Linked DNA regions of Homo sapiens: region 1 is linked to region 2. A link is an interaction called in ENCODE POLR2A ChIA-PET data of the cell type or tissue named here. Cell type or tissue: CD4-positive, alpha-beta T cell. All regions are shown on one strand. Each heading gives the region's core, and the rest is flanking DNA. Links, peaks and the distances in the headings are about the cores only. Region 1 overlaps RYR1 (ryanodine receptor 1). Region 2 overlaps ACTN4 (actinin alpha 4).

Region 1 (9,947 bases), core at 1,948-9,947, 77 kb before region 2:
GCTGGGCGTGGTGGCGGGCGCCTGTAATCCCAGCTACTGGGAAGGCTGAATCAGAAGAATCACTTGAACCTGGGATGTGGAGGATGCAGTGAGCCGAGATCGCACCATTACACTCCAGCCTGGGCAACAAGAGTGAAATTCCACCCCCTTCCCCCCAGACAAAAAAAAAAAAACCTAGGGTTTCAGTCCCTGCAGGCCCTGCCTCATTCTCCCCAAGTCTTACTCTTTCTTTCCATAAAAGAGGCACATTTCCCATGCATTACAGCATCTGTGTGGGTGAGGTTGGCACACAGAGATTCCTAGACTTGAGGCCTGGAGGTTCCTGTTCAGTGACTCTGGGGTGTGAGCCCAGGAACCCGTGTTTTAAACCCTGTCTCCAGGTGTGATTCTTACTCAGGTGCAATGAGTGCAAAATAAAAAAACATGGCCAGGCACGATGGCTCATGCCTGTAATCCCAACACTTGGGAGGCCAAGGTGGCAGATCACTTGAGGTCAGGAGTTCGAGACCAGCCTAGCCAACATGGTGAAACCCCATCTCTACTAAAAATACAAAAATTAGTCTCTACTAAAAATACAAAAAGTAGGCATGGTGGTGGGTGCCTGTGGTCCTAGCTACTCCGGAGGCTGAGGCATGAGAATCACTTAAACCTGCGAGGTGGAGGTTGCAGTGAGCCGAGATTGTGCCTCTGCACTCCAGCCTGGGCAACAGAGCGAGACTCCATCTGAAAAAAAAAAAAAAAAGGAAAAGAAAAAGAAAGGAAAAAAAAAAAAGAAAGAAAAGAAATCATTAGGGGCCCTAGGGGCCGCACTCAGTGGCTCACGCCTGTAATCTCAGCACTTTGGGAGGCTGAGGCAGGAGGATCCCTTGTGCCCAGGAGTTCAAGACCAGCCTGGACAACATAGAGAGACCTATATCTTTAGAAAAAAAAAACTAAAAAGTTAGCCAGACATGCTAGCCTGGCTAGCGCATGCCTGTAGTCTTAGCTGTTTGGGAGGCTGAGGCTGGAGGATGGCGTGAGCCCAGGAGTTCTAGGCTGCAGTGAGCTATGATTATGCCACTGTCCTTCAGCCTGAGTGACAGAGCAAGACCCTATGTCTGGGGGCCAAAAAAAAAACAAGTAGGAATTGGAAGTGCAATGAATCAAAGCACTTCAAATAATTGCAAATCCGTGAATTCATAATCAATCATCGCTCCACCCTCTCAAAAAACAAAACTCGTGGCTGGGCACAGTGGCTCACATCTGTAATCAATCCTAGCACTTTGGGAGGCCGAGGCAGGCGGATCACGAGGTCAGGAGATCCAGACCATCCTGGCTAACATGGTGAAACCCTGTCTCTACTAAAAATACAAAAAAATTAGCTGGGCGTGGCAGTGGGTGCCTGTAGTCACAGCTACTCGGGAGGCTGAGGCAGAAGAATGGCGTGAACCGAGGAGGCGGAGCTTGCAGTGAGCCCAGATGGCACCACTGCACTCCAGCCTGGGCGACAGAGCGAGACTCCGTCTCAAAAAAAAAAAAAAAAAACTCGTTGGCCATATTTGAGGATGTTAGGGCATCAATTTGTCACTTGGAAAACTGGTGAATAAAGGGCCAGAATCATGAAATTAAATGAAATCAACCAGTATGAGGAAGCAGGCAGTTGCACTGGAGTTGGTGCTGAGTTAGGCTGCTGTTTTGGACTCCTCCCCACCCATCACCACGCCAGAGCCTCTTTATCAGAGTGCCATTCTGAGGTCTTTTTTGCACATCTGGCTCTGAATGCAAATTCTCTGCCTCATTTGGGGTCTAGCAAAGATGGCAGTGGGGTCCCCACTGTTCAAGGTTCCTACAAGAAAAGCAGTGGAGCCAGGCGCAGGTGGCTCACGCCTGTAATCCCAGCACTTTGGGAGGCCAAGGCGGGAGGGGGGATCACCTGAGGTCAGAAGTTTGAGACCAGCCTGGCCAACATGGCAAAACCCTGTCTCTACTAAAAATACAAAAATTAGCCGGGCGTGGTGGTGGGCGCCTGTAATCCCAGCACTTTGGGAGGCCAAGGCGGGTGGGGGCATCACCTGAGGTCAGAAGTTCAAGAACAGCCTGGCCAACATGGCAAAACCTCGTCTCTACTAAAAATACGAAAATTAGCCGGGCGTGGTGGTGGGCGCCTGTAATCCCAGCTACTCAGGAGGCTGAGGCAGGAGAATCGCTTGAACCTGGGAGGCAAAGTTTGCAGTGAGCAGATATCACACCACTGCACTCCAGCCTGGGCAACAGAGTGAGACTCCATCTCAAAAAAAAAGGAAAAAGAAAAACAGTGGAGTTTCAGCCAACCCTGTCGTGGCTGACAGCTCTGATCCCTCTGGCCCTAACATCTTATACTCACGCTTTCTCTCTCTCTCTCTGCAGGTCTTTCCCTAGCAACTACTGGGACAAGTTTGTCAAGCGCAAGGTGAGAGGACATGGATGCCCTGGGTCCTGGATTGGGTCCCTGCCTGCCACCAGGCCATCACAGGCCTGCCAAGCACTTGCTTGGTGTGTGACCTTGGGCAAGAGGTTTTTTTGCCTTTCTGAGTAGCACCTCAGTTTCCCCATGGGGAGATGGGCATAGTAAGCTTGCTTCCCTTTCTTGAATGGGCACATGGAAAGAGCAGAGCATCAAGGCCAAGCGTGGTGGCTCACGCCTGTAATCCCAGAACTTTGGGAGGCTGAGATGGATGTAACACTTGAGCTCAGGAATTTCACAGCAGCCTGGGCAACATGGCAAAATGCCGTCTCTACCAAAAATACAAAAAATTAGCACGGTACCGCATGCCTGTAGTCCCAGCTACTCAGGAGGCTGAGGTGGGAGGATCGCTTAACCTGGGAGGCAGAAGTTGCAGTGAGCCAAGATTGCACCACTGCACTACAGCCTGGGTGAAAGAGTGAGACCTCATCTCAAAAAAAATAATAATAACAAAAAATAAGAAAGCATAGCATAGTGCCTGGCACAGAGTGAATACTCAAGAAATACTGGTTGAGGCCAGGAGCAGTGGCACACGCCTGTAATCCCAGCACTTTGGGAGGCCGAGGTGGGCAGATCACTTGAGGTCAGGAGTTTGAGACCAGCCTGGACAACATGGCAAAACTGCATCTCTACTAAAAACACAAAAATTAGCTGGGCACCTGTAATCCCAGCTACTTGAGAGACTGAGGCAGGAGAATCACTTGAACCCGGGCGGCAGAGGCTGCAGTGAGCCGAGATCGCGCCATTGCATTCCAGCCTGGGTGACAGAGCGAGACTCCGTCTCAAAAAAAGAGAGAAATACTAGTTGAAAGAGAGGAAGTTAGCAATATGTCTTAAGCACACACACTCTGGAACCAGATTGCCTGCTTTTCTTTTGTTTTTTTCTTTGAGACGGAGTCTCGCTCTGTTACCCAGTCTGGAGTGCAGTGGCACAATCTCAGCTCACTGCAACCTCCACCTCCCGGGTTCAAGCGATTCTCCTGCCTCAGCCTCCCGAGTAGCTGGGATTACAGGCACCCACCACCACGTCTGGCTAATTTTTGTATTTTTAGTAGAGACGGGGTTTCGCCATGTGGGCCAGGCTGATCTCGAACTCCTGACCTCAGGTGATCCACCCGCCTCGGCCTCCCAAAGTGCTGGGATTACAGGCACGAGCCACCGCGCCCAGCCGATTGCCTGCCTTTCTATTTCTGGCTTATTGACCTTTCTGTACCTCATACTCAAAGTGGGGTAATAATACGGCCAACCCTACAGGGTTGTTGTATTATGTACTACATGAGCAGTATCTGGCATATAGGAGAACACTAGATATGTTGGCTGTTACTATAATTCGTTCACTCATATTTACGGAGCACCTATTATGTGCCAGGAACAGTTTTAGAAACCTGGGATCCCGTGTTAAACAAAACAGTGATTCTGACCTTCAAGTTGGAAAGATAGATGATGAACCCAAGTACAGTATGTCAGTGGTGATAAATGCTGTAGAAAAAAACAAAGTGGGCTGGGCACGGTGGCTCACGCCTGTAATCCCAGCACTTTGGGAGGCCAAGGAGGGCAGATCACTTGAGGTTAGGAGTTCAAGACCAGCCTGACCAACACAGAGAAACCCCGTCCCTACTAAAAATACAAAATTAGCCGGGCATGGTGGTGCATGCCTGTAATCCCAGCTACTCAGGTGGCTGAGGCAGGAGAATCGCTTGAACCCGGGAGGCACAGGTTGCAGTGAGCAGAGATGGCGCCACTGCCCTCCAGCCTGGGTGACAGAGGGAGACTGTCTCAAAAAAAAAAATGCACCTCCCATTTCTCACTCAGAGTTTGGAGTGTCCCCAGAACCCCCTTGCAGGCCACGACACACACCCACACTCCAGCTGTGTCTACACAGCCTGATGCTCTCTTGTGCAGGTCCTGGACAAACATGGGGACATCTACGGGCGGGAGCGGATTGCTGAGCTACTGGGCATGGACCTGGCCACACTAGAGATCACAGCCCACAATGAGCGCAAGCCCAACCCGCCGCCAGGGCTGCTGACCTGGTGAGCCCAGGACACCCCTGCACAGGCCTGGGGCATGCAGGGGAGGTGACTGGAGTCTGACACTCAAGCATCTCTCCCCACCCCCGCCCCCACAGGCTCATGTCCATCGATGTCAAGTACCAGATCTGGAAGTTCGGGGTCATCTTCACAGACAACGTGAGCAGGGGCCCACAGACTGGGGAGGGACTCTGCAGGGGTGGGGCGTTAGGAGGGTTCCCAACGTCGGGTGTTCCTGACCAAAGAATGACTCCTGGGACCCTGAGTGGCTGTGACCCTAGGGTATCTTCTTATCCACACAAGGCTCCTTATCCCCCTAGACATCTTATTAGTATTATTATTACTATTTTTTTTTAAATAGCTGGGATTGGGTGTGGTGGCTCACGCCTGTACTCCCAACACTTTGAGAAGCCAAGGCTGGTGGATCACTGGAGCCCAGAGTTTGAGACCAGCCTGGGCAATATAGTGAGATCCTCTCTCTACAGAAAATTTAAAAATTAGCTGGGGCTGGGCGTGCTGGCTTACGCCTGTAGTCCCAGCACTTTGGGAGGCCGAGGCAGGCAGATCACTTGAGGTCAGGAGTTCAAGACAAACCTGGCACTGGGCATGGCAGCAGGTGCCTGTAATCCCAGCTACTCAGGAGGCTGAGGCAGGAGAATGGCTTGAATCCAGGAGGTGGAGGCTGCAGTGAGCCAAGATCGCACCACTGCACTCCAGCCTGGGCGACAGAATGAGAATCCATCTCAACAACAACAACAACAAAAACACAAAAAATTAGCCAGGCAGACAGGCACAGTGGCTCAGGCCTATAATCCCAGCACTTTGGGAGGCGGAGGCAGAGGTTTGCTTGAGCTCAAACGTTTAAGACCAGCTTGGGCAACTTTTGTAGAGACGGTGAAACCCTGTCTCTACAAACAATACAAAAATTAGCCAGGCGTGGTGGTGCACACCTGTAGTCCCAGCCACTCAACAAGCTGCGGTGGGAGGATGGCTTGAGCCCAGGAGGCAGAGGTTTCAGTGAGCTGCATGTGCACCACTGCACTCCAGCGTGGATAACAGAGCGAGACCCTGTCTCTAACAAAAAACAGAGAGTGGCCAGGTGCGGTGGCTCAGGCCTGTAATCCCAGCACTTTGGGTTGGGAGGCCGAGGTGGGTGGATCACTTGAGGCCAGGAGTTAGAGACCAGCCTGGCCATCATGGTGAAACCCATCTCTACTAAAAATACAAAAATTAGCTGGGTGTGGTGACCCACGCCTGTGGTCCCAGCTACTTTGGAGGCTAAGGCAGGAGAATCGCTTGAACCCGGGAGGCGGAGGTTGCAGTGAGCTGAGATTGCAACACTGCACTCCAGCCTGGGCAACAGACTAAGACTCCATCTCAAAAAAAAAAAAAAAAAAATTAGCTGGGTGTGGTTACCCACACCTGTGGTCTCAGCTACTTGGCAGGCTTAGCCTCCTTCACTTGAACCTGAGAGGCGGAGGTTGCAGTGAGCTGAGATTGCGCCATAGCATTCCAGCCTGGGTGACAAGTGTGAAACTCCATCTCAAAAAAAAAAAAAAAAAAAGACAGAGGAAGAGATGATGGAGTCTCGCTATGTTGCCCAGACTGGTCTTCAACTCCTGACCTCAAGTGATGCTCCTGCCTCAGCCCCCCAAAGCACTGGGGATACAGGCATGAGCCACCACACCCGGCCCAGAACATCCTTTGGCTCCCTCAGTGTGCCCTTAGATTGCCAGATTATTTCCTTCTGGAGGGGGCTCTCATCTCCCCGCAGGATGCCTTCTCACCCGGAATGCCCTGATCCTCCATGTACTCCCCAAACAGAGCTGGCACCCGACCCCCAGGGCACAGCTGACTCTCGAGTGGCCCCTACCCTCCAGAGTGCTCCTCGTGTGTCCCTGCCTTCCCCCTGACCCCTGGCCCTGTGTGCCCACAGTCCTTCCTGTACCTGGGCTGGTATATGGTGATGTCCCTCTTGGGACACTACAACAACTTCTTCTTTGCTGCCCATCTCCTGGACATCGCCATGGGGGTCAAGACGCTGCGCACCATCCTGTCCTCTGTCACCCACAATGGGAAACAGGTGTGGGGAGGACCTGGCTGTGGGGCGTGGGCCAGCAGGGACCAGCGTGGCAGTGGGTGGTGAAGGGATAAGGGCCGGGCAGCTGGGCTGAGGAGGGGCAAGGCCAGGTGCGCTGAGCCGGGGGTGTGTGGGGCAGCAAGGTAGAGCCACAGGGACTGAACCGGGGCCAGGACCCAGCATGGGCAGGGTGGGGGGAGGGCAAGCCCAGGGCGGAGCTGACCTGGCCCCATCCTGCCCCCAGCTGGTGATGACCGTGGGCCTTCTGGCGGTGGTCGTCTACCTGTACACCGTGGTGGCCTTCAACTTCTTCCGCAAGTTCTACAACAAGAGCGAGGATGAGGATGAACCTGACATGAAGTGTGATGACATGATGACGGTGAGCCCCTCCCCTAGCACTCTGGGACCCTTCCTTCTCGCATCTGTTGAAGGAGTTAATAATGGTACCTCCAGGCCGGGCGTGGTGCCTCCAGCCTGCAATCCCAGTGCGTCGGGAGGCCGAGGCGGGACGATTACTTGAGTCCAGGAGTTGGAAACCAGCCTGGGCAACAAAGCAAAAATCCTGTCTCTATAAAAAAAAATTTAAACGTTAGCTGGGTGTTGTGTTGTGTGCCTGGAGGCTAAGGCAAGAGGATCACTTGGTCCCAGCAGTTTGAGGCTTTAGTGAGCTACGAATGGGCCACTACACTCCATCCTGGCAGACAGACAGAGACCCTATCTCTAAAAAATGAAAATAGTACCTACAGTTTGGCAAGCTGATGCATGCCAGGCACATTTTTTTTTTTTTTTTTTGAGATGGAGTCTCACTGTGTTGCCAGGCTAGAGTGCAGTGGCGCAATCTCAGCTCACTGCAACCTCCGCTTCCTGGGTTCAAGTGATTCTCCTGCCTCAGCCTCCCAAGTAGCTGGGACTACAGGCGCATGCCACCACACCCAGATACTTTTTGTATTCTTAATTTTCTTTCTTTCTTTTTTTTTTGAGACAGAGTCTGGCCCAGGCTGGAGTGCAGTGGCGTGATCTCAGCTCACTGCAAGCTCCGCCTCCCGGGTTCATGCCATTCTCCTGCCTCTGCCTCCCGAGTAGCTGGGACAACAGGCGCCCGCCACCACGCCTGGCAAATTTTTTGTATTTTTAGTAGAGCCGGGGTTTCACCATGTTAGCCAGGATGGTCTCGATCTCCTGACCTGGTGATCCGCCCGCCTGGGCCTCCCAAAGTGCTGGGATTACAGGCATGAGCCACTGCGCCCGGCCAATTTTTGTATTCTTAGTAGAGACGGAGTTTCACCATGTTGGCCAGGATGGTCTCCATCTCTGCCTGTGCCGTCGTGATCTGCCCACCTCGGCCTCCCAAAGTGCTGGGATTACAGGTGTGAGCCGCCGCACCTGGCCATGTCAGATACTTTGAACAGTGCCAGGCATATGAGTGCTCCACACCTCTTCGCCATTGTTTCAATATTATTTGAGCTGAGGTTTTTTGTTGTTGTTGTTCCTGAGACAGAGTCTCGTTCTGTCACCCAGGCTGGAGTGCAGTGACATGACCTCAGCTTACTGCAACCTCTGTCTCTCAGGTTCAAGTGATTCTCCTGCGTTAGCCTCCTGAGTAGCTGGGATTACAGGCGCACACTACCACACCCAGCTGATTTTTGTATTTTTAGTAGAGATGGAGGTGGGGGGGTCTCACAATGTTGGCCAGGCTTGTCTCGAACTCCTGACCTCAAATGATCCACCCACCTCGGCCTCCCAAAGTGCTGGGATTACAGATGTGAGCAACTGCACCCGGCCTTATTTGAGCTTTTCAAACTATTATTATTGGAAAGGTACTCAGGGAGCGTGCCCCTGCCACTTATGAGCCGTGTGATTTTGGGGCAGGCTACTCAACCTCCTCCCTATGCCCTGGGGGCCTCACCTGTAAAATGAGTGTGTAATAGTAGTTGCTTTTAGGACTAATAGGTGCTCCCTGGCTATCGAAGACTTAAAAGACTTAGACCATTGCCTTGCACGGTGGCTCATGCCTGTAATCCCAGCACTTTGGGGGGCTGAGGGGGGCAGATTACCTGAGGTTGGGAGTTTGAGACCGGCCTGACCAACATGGAGAAACCCCATATCTACTAAAAATACAAAATTAGCTGGGCATGGTGGCGCATGCCTGTAATCCCAGCTACTCGGGAGGCTGAGACAGGAGAATCACTTGAACCCGGGAGGTGGAGGTTGCCATGAGCCGAGATTGCGCCACTGCACTCCAGCCTAGGCAACGAGAGTGAAACTCCGTCTCAAAAAAAAGGAAAAAAAAAAAGACTTAGACTAGTGCCTGGCACATCCTCAGGATTATATAGATGTTAGCTTCTATCATCATTATCCACAATTAAAAGTTTCACCCAGGCCGGGCGCAGTGACTCACGCCTGTAATCCCAACACTGTGGGAGGCTGAGGCAAGAGGATTGCTTGAGCTTAGGAGTTTGAGGTTGCAGTGTGCTATGACTGCGCCACTGCACTCCAGCCTGGGTAACACATTGAGACTCTGTGTCAAGTTTAAAAAAAAGTTTCACCCAAGGTATACCCAGCGTTCAATGCACATTTATATTTTCTCTTCTATTCTAATAATGGTGATCATAACCCAAATTGATGCGAACTTACTAGAGACACAGGCCACAATCCACAATTAAAAGAATCATTTCTGGGGTTTATCTCCAAAGATGTCCTGCAGTCTGGCTCCGTGGGTTCCTCCCTGCTCTCAGGACAAAGTCCAGCTCCTCAACCTGACATCTGAGGCTCTTCCAGACACGGCCTCGCTGCCCACAGCCTCGTTCTCATTATAGTCACTTATCTTAGTTTTTACTCTAGGATGACTGTGTTCTCTCACATCCTGGGGACACGGAAAGAACAAGTGTATGCCGGGCGCTGTGGCTCACGCTTTTAATCCCAGCATTTTGGGAGGCCAAGGCAGGTGGATCATCTGAGGTCAAGAGTTTGAGACCAGTCTGGCCAACGTGGTGAAACCCTGTCTCCACTAAAAATACAAAAATTAGTGGGATGTGGTGGTGGGCGCCTATAATCCCAGCTACCTGGGAGGCTGAGGCAGGAGAATCTCTTGAACCCCGGAGGCGGAGGTTGCAGTGAGCCGAGATCACGCCATTGCACTCCAGCCTGGGCAACAAGAGCAAAACTCCATCTCAAAAAAAAAAAAAAAAGAAAAAAGTACAAAAATTAGCTGGGTGGGGTGACACGCACCTGTATTCCCGACTACTCAGGAGGCTGAGGCAGGAGAATCTCTTGAACTCGGTGGTGGAGGTCGCAGTGAGCCAATATTGCACCACAGCACTCCAGCCTGGGCAACAGAGCAAGACTCTGTCTCAAA
Region 2 (8,000 bases), core at 1-8,000:
GCCGGGCGCAGTGGCTCGCGCCTGTAATCCCAGCACTTTGGGAGGCTGAGGTGGGCAGATCACCTGAGGTCAGGAGTTCGAGACCAGCCTGGCCAACATGGTGAAACCCCGTCTCTACCAATAATACAAAAATTAACTGGGCATGGTGGCAGGTGCCTGTAATCCCAGCTACTTGGGAGGCTGAGGCAGGAGAATCGCTTGAACCTGAGAGGTGGAGGTTGCAGTGAGCCAAGATCGCGCTACTGCACTCCAGCCTGAGTGACAGAACAAGACTCCATCTCAAAAAAAAAAAAAAAAATCAGATGACAGAGGGGAGCGGGGACAAGTTTTAAGTCTAAGCCTCCTGGGTGGGGAGTTCTGCTGTTTCAACATATGCTCCAGTCATGGCAGACTTTGGCCAGACAGCGCCCTTTTTCAGAGTGAACTGAGTGTAGCACAAGTTATCTGCCAGTGCTAGTTAGCAAACAGAATGGAGCCAAAAAAGAATTGATTTGGGAAGGCCCAAGGAATTTGAAACCGTTGAGATGAACACTTTCCGTTTTTGCTACACTGATTTATGTTGTGCTGGGAATTGTACAAGCCTTTGACCAGACCTTAGGGTTGTTCTTTAAAAAAAAAAAAAAAAGATTCCCTTGCTGCTGCTTTTACTTTTTTGAAGGGCAGAAGGGAAGGGCAAATATAATTAGTGAACAGCTGTTTGCTCTAGTATCACTTGCTCGTTCAGGTTTTCTGAATAGCTGAAATATCAACATGTTTATCTCTTCCCTTGCCTTAGTATATCCTAGAGCAGTGTTTTCCCCGGCTTTATCTTTATTCCTTCATTTAATGAACTCCGTGTTTTCATCACTCACATTTTGTTCCCTTCCCTCAGTTTCCTTCCTTTGCCTTCATTTATGTATTTAGTTTACAGAATAACAAAAGCACTCGTGTTACTTTTAAACAAGGTAAAACTTAAACAGTTTTTTCCTCCGTTTCTTTTTTTATGGAAATAAGAGGCAAGTGATAGCAAGTGGGTAATTCAATGGCAGTGGTAACTGAAGCACTGACCTGTTACAAGAGAGACGGAAGCTTCTACTTGAGCAGATACAAATACTGTCATCCGTGGAGATTTGAAAGAAGTCTTTCTATCACTGGGTAGTTTGAGAGCTCATTAGTCTTCTTTAGAATGGGTTTAAACTTGGAAACATCAAAGCAAGTTACAAGGAAACTTAGTTTTACAGTGTTGGCAGCCTAGGCGCCAGAATTTGTTATAAAGTGTCTGAAAGTGGCCCAGGTATCACTTAACTTTTCTTCAAGAAGGTCTATGAGTTACATTTTACTCGGTATCCCAGGCATCAAGGAGTGTAACTTTCAATGAATCAAAGAGAAACAGAATCATTTTAAATTCCAGCCTCTGTTTAAAGAAGGATCTTATGAAGGGGAGAAATTAACCACCTGACCCAGGGAAGGATCCCGCCTCCTCCAGAAAGTGAAATCGCCGGGTGTGGTGGCTCACGCCTGTAATCCCAGCACTTTGGGAGGTCGAGGTAGGTGGATCACGTGAGGTCAGGACTTCAAGACCAGCCTGGCGAACATGGTGAAACCCCATCTCTACTAAAATGCAAAAAATTAGCCGGGCACGGTGGTGCACCCCTGTAATCCCAGCTACTGGGGAGGCTGAGGCAGGATAATCACTCAAACCTGGAAGGTGGAGGTTGCAGTCAGCTGAGATCACGCCACTGCACTCCAGCCTGGACGACAGAGTAAGGCTCCGTCTCAAAAAAAAAAAAAAAAGAAAAAGAAAAGGAGTTAAATCTTTGCATATATTTAACTGGCAAGAGCATCCTTACATCAGTGCATGGGAAGTTTTATCCAAGTAGCAGTTTCCCTGGGATTATAAAAATCCCCGAGGCATTTGTCTTGGTGTTGTGCCTTTTTTTGGTTGTGTTTTTTCACGTCCCTCCCCTCCCCTTTCTCCATAAACAAGAGAGGCATTAACTTGGAATGTCCGTGGAAAGTCTTAGAAGCTGATTGGTGTAATTTGCCTGCCTTCCCTTTAGTTTGAACAGCGTTTACTCTGGAAGAGGTCAGTGGCCTTTTTCTTGGTTGTGATTTATGCAAGTGTTATCTGAAGGCGAGTGGAGTGAGTTTACGTGGGATTTGCTGTTTGCCACCTGTTGTTGTGCTGGCTCCTTCCTTCCTGGGATGAGTTCCATTCTCTCCCCCTCCCCCAGGAGTGAGGCTCCCCAGCCAGAGCAGTCCCCCTGTGCTTATCCCCTTCCTTCGTAAACTGCAGCCATTTGTGATTTTCCATAACCACTTTTATAGACACATAATAATTTCCTTTGAATCAGTTTGCATTTTAAATTAAGTTTTGAAAGGAAAACTGACAAGAGTATGGCAACTGGAAAACCCAGCTCCCCTGGCCATAAATATAATAGAAGGAAACTGCAAAAATAAACACATTGAAAACAAAACAGTGTTGTTTCCAGGTGGTTACCACTCGGGCTGAAGGCCCCCCAGGCTTGAGGCCTGCTCCCTTTGTTAGAAAGGGATTGGCAAGTGTTGGTGAGGTGTTAAAGACCCACCAGCACCAAGCAGAGACTTTCTCTTTGAAGTCATCAGGTTTACAAGAGAATCAAAGGAAATAACTTTCTCAATGTGATTCAGGGTGTAATGTAAGGTGTAGATAACCCTTAAAATTTTCCATGTGTGTATGTCACACTTGGGAAAAAAACTTGATCTCATCTGGTCGAGGTGGGCAGGGCAGCACCTTGTCCAGGAGCACACAGCCCCTCTTGGCTCTGTGTGTCATCCGGCCATACTAGACTCGAACATATGGCTCATGACTGGATGATGCTTGATTCATCTTCAGTTTCAAGTGTTAGTGCTTTTGAGGTTTTGTAAGAAACCAGGACACATTGAAAATACAGTCATTTCTCAGTATCTGTGGGGGATTGGTTCCAGGAACCCCCTTATATACCAAAATCCACAGATGCTCAAGTTCCTTATGTAAGATAAAACGATGTGTAATTTGCATTTTAACTATGCACATCCTCCTGAATACTTTAAATCATCTCTAGATTACTTATAACCTAATGCTAAATGCTACGTAAATGGTTGTTACACTGTGCTGTTTAGGAAATAATGACAAAAATATGTACATGTTCAGTGCAGATGCAACCATTCATTTTTTTTCTTCCAGTATTTTCGATCCATTGTTGGTTGAATTCACAGATAGAGAACCCATGGATACAGAGGGCTAGCTGTAAGAAATGTGGGTTTATCATTTGTTCCTCACACAACTTTTTTCTTTCTTCGTTTTTCTTGCCTTTGTTCCTTTTTTTTGAGACAGGGTGTCACTCTTTTTACCAAGGCTGGAGTGCAGTGGAACAATCTTGGCTCACTGAAGCTTTGACCTCGGGCTCAAGCCATCCCCCCACCTCAGCTTCCCAAGTAGCTGGGACTAGAGGTGCACACCACCACGCCTGACTGATTTTTGTGTTTTTGTAGAGATGGGGTTTTGCTGTGTTGCCCAGTCTGGTCTCAGCCTCCCAAAGTCTTGGGATTACAGGTGTGAGTCACCACGCCCAGCCAACTTTTTCTCTTAAGGCTCCAGTTTTCTTCTTAGAGTTGGGCCCCTCCCACGAAGAAAGCACACTGCCACCCCTTCATCGGATTTGAACCCTACATTTTGAAAGGAAAGCAGTGCCCTCCTGCTGAGTTAACAAGGCTTATTTAAATGTTTTTCTTCCAAATATCAGAGCAGAACAGATTCTTTGTCTTCCAGTGGAACTATCCACATGGGGCAGAAGTAGTTGGAAGCGGCAGTTACTACCCTGCAGAACACAATGAAGTCATCTTGGGAAATATCGTGGATGGTGTTGCAATGATTGAATGGGATGCTAGAACACCAGCAATACAATAGCATTTGTGTCTTCAGCTTCAGGCAGGAATAAAGAAGACTTTGTGGTTTGTTTTATGTTTTTTAAAGTTTCCCCCCCAAAGGTGTGGGGCTGAGTGATGTCTGTCACTAGCTTTCTAGTGGGTTTTTCTTTTCATCTTTTCCCCTCCCTGATGTCTTTTGAGAGTGGGTGGAAGCCACAGTCTAGGTGGATCAGAGGAAGCACAGAAGGCAGGCAGTATACCCCACTTTGTGTTTTCCATGTCTGAAGGGAACACATTTGGTTTTTGTTCTGTTTTGATTTTTTAGAGACAGGGTTTCACTGTCACCCAGGCTGGAGTGCAGTGGCCTAATCATAACTCACTGCAGCCTTGAACTCTTGGGCTCAAGGGATCTTTCAGCCTCAGCCTCCCTAGTAGCTGGGATTATGTGTGCACCACCATGGCCAGCTAATTTTAATTTTTTTTTTTTTTGAGATGGAGTCTCACTCTGTCACCCAGGCTGGAGTGCAGTAGCACGATCTCAGCTCACTGCAACCTCTGCCTCCCCGGTTCAAGTGATTCTCCTGCCTCAGCTTCCCAAGTAGCTGGGATTACAGGCGCGCGCCACGACGCCCAGCTAATTTTTGTATTTTTAGTAGAGACAGGGTTTCACCATGTTGGCCAGGCTGGTCTTGAGCTCCTGACCTTAAGCGATCCACCCACCTTGGCCCAACAAAGTGCTGGGGTTACAGGCATGAGCCACTGTGCCCGAACTAATTTTTAAATTTTTTGTAAAGACTGGGTCTCACTATGTTGCCCAGGCTTTTAATCTGCAAAAAGCCCAAGATAAAGAGTTTTAATATCTTACCTCCTGAGTAGTAATGACTGATTCCAGTTCTAATAATGTCTTAATTACAGCTATACAGATTGAGGGGACTGCAGGAAGTGAAATAGATGCATTTCTTTTTTCTTTCTTTCTTTTCCTTTTTTAAATACACACTTCGTTTCGGTGGTGAAGGCCAGTTTGAGGTTAGGAGAGGCATCTTGGAAGGAAGCTCGCAGGTGGTTCGGCATCTGGACATGCTGGGAAGTTGCCTGAGGGGGACGTCACAATAAGAGGACTGTGGGTCTACAGCCTGCCTTAGCAAAATGACAGGCCTTCTTTTACCAAGGCCAAGGGCAGTGGTGGAAGCTGACTTCAGTTGGTGTCATCAAGGCCTCAGTATGTGTAACGGTTAACAAATTACTATTCTATGATCAATCTCCATCTGGGTGTGAGTAAAAGGTATTTAGTTGCTATCACCATGGAAACCAAGTTGCTTACTTACTGTTTTGGGGAGTGCCCTCATACCAGAGGCAGTGCTAATGGTGGAGTGTTAGGCCCCGGGCAGAAAAAAAGATCCTGCCACTTGGTATCACAGGAAAATACCTACAGGCACAGCAGCCTTGCCAGGTAGGGGATGAAGGCCCTCTGTCCTCGGGGCAGGAGTTGGGCCAGTTGATTGTGTTGATGAGGAGTGTGCATTTGTGCATGAGAGAGGGAGAAGAAAAAGGAGAGCACTCCATGAAATCCGCTGCTGGCTTTGTAGCCTAGAAGAGTGCTTTTTTTCTCTAGGAGTTTGGAACTGGAATCTCAGCTATGTGACTTCTTAATAATAGGACAAAATATGCCTGTATCTTTTGCCTACTTCCACAAACACTGATAAATTAAAAAGAACTCTAAATTTCCCACAAATCCCAAGCACAAGTAACTTTTTTTTTAAATCCACATCCTCCCTAATCCAAATCTAACAGCAAATCCTTTTCTCTCTGTCACTCCCTGCTTTTCTTTAAGAAAATGAGTACCTTGCCTTAAACTATATATTGGATGAAAATATTAAACACTTTCACAAAGTGCTTCTTTGGCTGTTACTGGTATGCCTTGCATTTGGAAGGGTCAGAGATTTGAAGACTTCTGTGATCTTCCAGTTCTGGCCTATGAAATACAGTCAGTTTCAAAATTCAAAATGTCTGGAAGAGCCAACTTGCCAGGCCGGTTCAAGGGCAGTCAGATGAATCGACCCTTCTTACAGGCTGTCTACGAACCAGTCATGATTCAGATATTCAAGTCCTGGAAGGTATCCAGACGGTAAACATCACCAGGATTGTGAGGCAGTTACTTTTTTTTTTGGATCGTTTGAGCTACACTGCCAAGACTGTGGTAGGACTTGTCTGTGTAAAACAGAAAGGGCTGTCTCTAAATGTCTTTTTCAAGAATGTCGGCTATAATCACCCGACACTGTGTCTCATGGTGGGGTGAGATGAAATACCTAGACCGGTTAGGGGAGGGCCTTCTTGGCCATTTTTTGAACTAATTTTCCCTTTCCCTTTGTAACTTTTTTTTCTTCTTTTCTTTTCTTTTTTTTTTTTTGAGACGGAGTCTTACTCTGTCACCCAGGCTGGAGTGTAGTGGTGCAATCTCGGCTCATTGCAACCTCCGCATCCTGGGTTCAAGTGATTCTCCTGCCTTAGGCTCCCGAGTAGCTGGGACTACAGGCATGCATTCCACGCCCAGCTAGTTTTGGTATTTTTTAGGAGAGACGGAGTTTCACCATGTTGGCCAGGCTGGTCTTGAACCCTTGACCTCGTAATGCCCACCTAGGCCTCCCAAAGTGCTGGGATTACAGGTATGAGCCACCGCGCCCAGCCCCTTTGTAACTTTCATTAACACTGATGAGGCACAAGCCATAGGATAGAATTGAATCCATTGAGAGCTGTGAGCCAATTGAGGGATGATTGGTTAATAGATTGTGGCTTGAAGCTGTGGAAGGTAAGGGGTGACACTTGACTCCTATTAGCCTTGTAGAAACACCTCAGAGATTCACAGGAAGCAAACTTTGACCATAAAAATATAAGACTCACAGCGCACCGAGTTCTCTTAGCAGCTACCTTAGAGTTGAGAAAGTTTTGGGCCTCTTTAATAAACAAGCACAAAGCAGTTCTTGCCAAATACGGCCTGCTCTGGGGCCACAGGGTTAGCTTAGGAGACAACTTTCTTGCCTAAAAATAAATGCATGTTCCTATCAGACATTCCAAGCATAGTTTAAACATGAGACTTCTGAGCAGCAGCTCAAGCTCTGTGGGTTCAATTATGTCAGAGTATGGGCAGTGAGGGTCTTTGGGGAGTGTGCCCCCTTATTTGGGATTGGTTGTGGCTACCAAGGAAATCAGATGATCAAATGCAAAACTTCCTCCATCTTATTTCTATATGATCTTTTTTTTTTTTTTTTGAGTTGGAGTCTTGCTCTGTTGCCCAGGCTGGAGTGCAGTGGCAGGATCTCAGCTCACTGCAGCCTCTGTCTCCCAGATTCAAGCTATTATTCTCCTGCCTCAGCCTTCCAAATAGCTGGGACTACAGGCGTGGCCATCATGTCCGGCTAATTTTTGTATTTTTAGTAGAGACAGGGTTTTGCCATGTTGGCCAGGCTGGTCTCCAACTCCTGACCTCAGGTCATCCACCCGCTTTGGCCTCCCAGAGTGCTGGGATTACAGGCATGGGCCACCGCCCCCAGCCTTATTTCTACACGTTCTTGATCTATCACAGGCTGGTGGGGGAGACAGCATGCATATAGATAATGAACAAGGTAACTTCAGATAGGATTATGTGCAATAAATTAAATAACAGCTAGCATTTTACCTTGTGCTAGACACTATTCTAAGTGCTTCCCATGGACTGACTGGTTTTTGTTTTTTTTTCTTTCCTTTGAGACTGAGTTTCGCTCTTGTTGCCCAGGCTGGAGTGCAATGGCGTGTTCTTGGCTCACTGCAACCTCCGTCTCCTGGGTTCAAGCAATTCTCCTGCCTCAGCCTCCCGAGTAGCTGGGATTACAGGCACGTGCCACCATGCCTGGCTAATTTTTGTATTTTTAGTAGAGACGGGGTTTCTCCTTGTTGGTCAGGCTGGCCTTGAACTCCCAACCTCAGGTGACCCACCCGCCTCAGCCACCCCAAGTGCTGGGATTACAGGCGCGAGCCACCATGCCCGACCCATGGACTCACTTGTATAATCTTGTGAAGCAGGTGTTGTTACCCTTACATGCAGAAATGGATCCATGGGCCTTTAAGCCACTTGCCCCTGTGACAGTGCCAGGATTTGA

Evidence for each region. Peaks named below come from ENCODE experiments on the same cell type or tissue, not always from the same donor. Only the 100,000 strongest peaks of a DNase experiment are listed, where the experiment ranks them.
Region 1: POLR2A ChIA-PET joins it to region 2 with 11 read pairs; 6 of 35 experiments call an interaction of 5 or more read pairs at or near these places.

Annotation. Positions count from the first base shown.
Region 1 is chr19:38,573,534-38,583,480 of GRCh38, forward strand. It overlaps RYR1 (ryanodine receptor 1), which reads left to right. Exons shown (of 106, transcript NM_000540.3): 97 at 2,386-2,428; 98 at 4,385-4,515; 99 at 4,611-4,671; 100 at 6,449-6,595; 101 at 6,837-6,971. Among named protein-coding and RNA genes, the nearest start is that of MAP4K1-AS1, 18 kb to the right of the region's middle. RefSeq lists an enhancer at 6,018-6,519. In CD4-positive, alpha-beta T cell, for the core only: no CTCF peak of the experiment used is centred there; a DNase peak (open chromatin) is centred at 5,968.
Region 2 is chr19:38,652,805-38,660,804 of GRCh38, forward strand. The region is part of intron 1 of ACTN4 (actinin alpha 4); the gene reads left to right. Among named protein-coding and RNA genes, the nearest start is that of ACTN4, 9.2 kb to the left of the region's middle. RefSeq lists enhancers at 1-539, 1,078-1,946, 1,947-2,815, 5,027-5,672, 7,454-8,000 and a silencer at 2,935-2,984. In CD4-positive, alpha-beta T cell, for the core only: no CTCF peak of the experiment used is centred there; DNase peaks (open chromatin) are centred at 367, 2,838, 4,037 and 5,217; H3K4me3 peaks cover 423 bases; H3K27ac peaks cover 1,135 bases.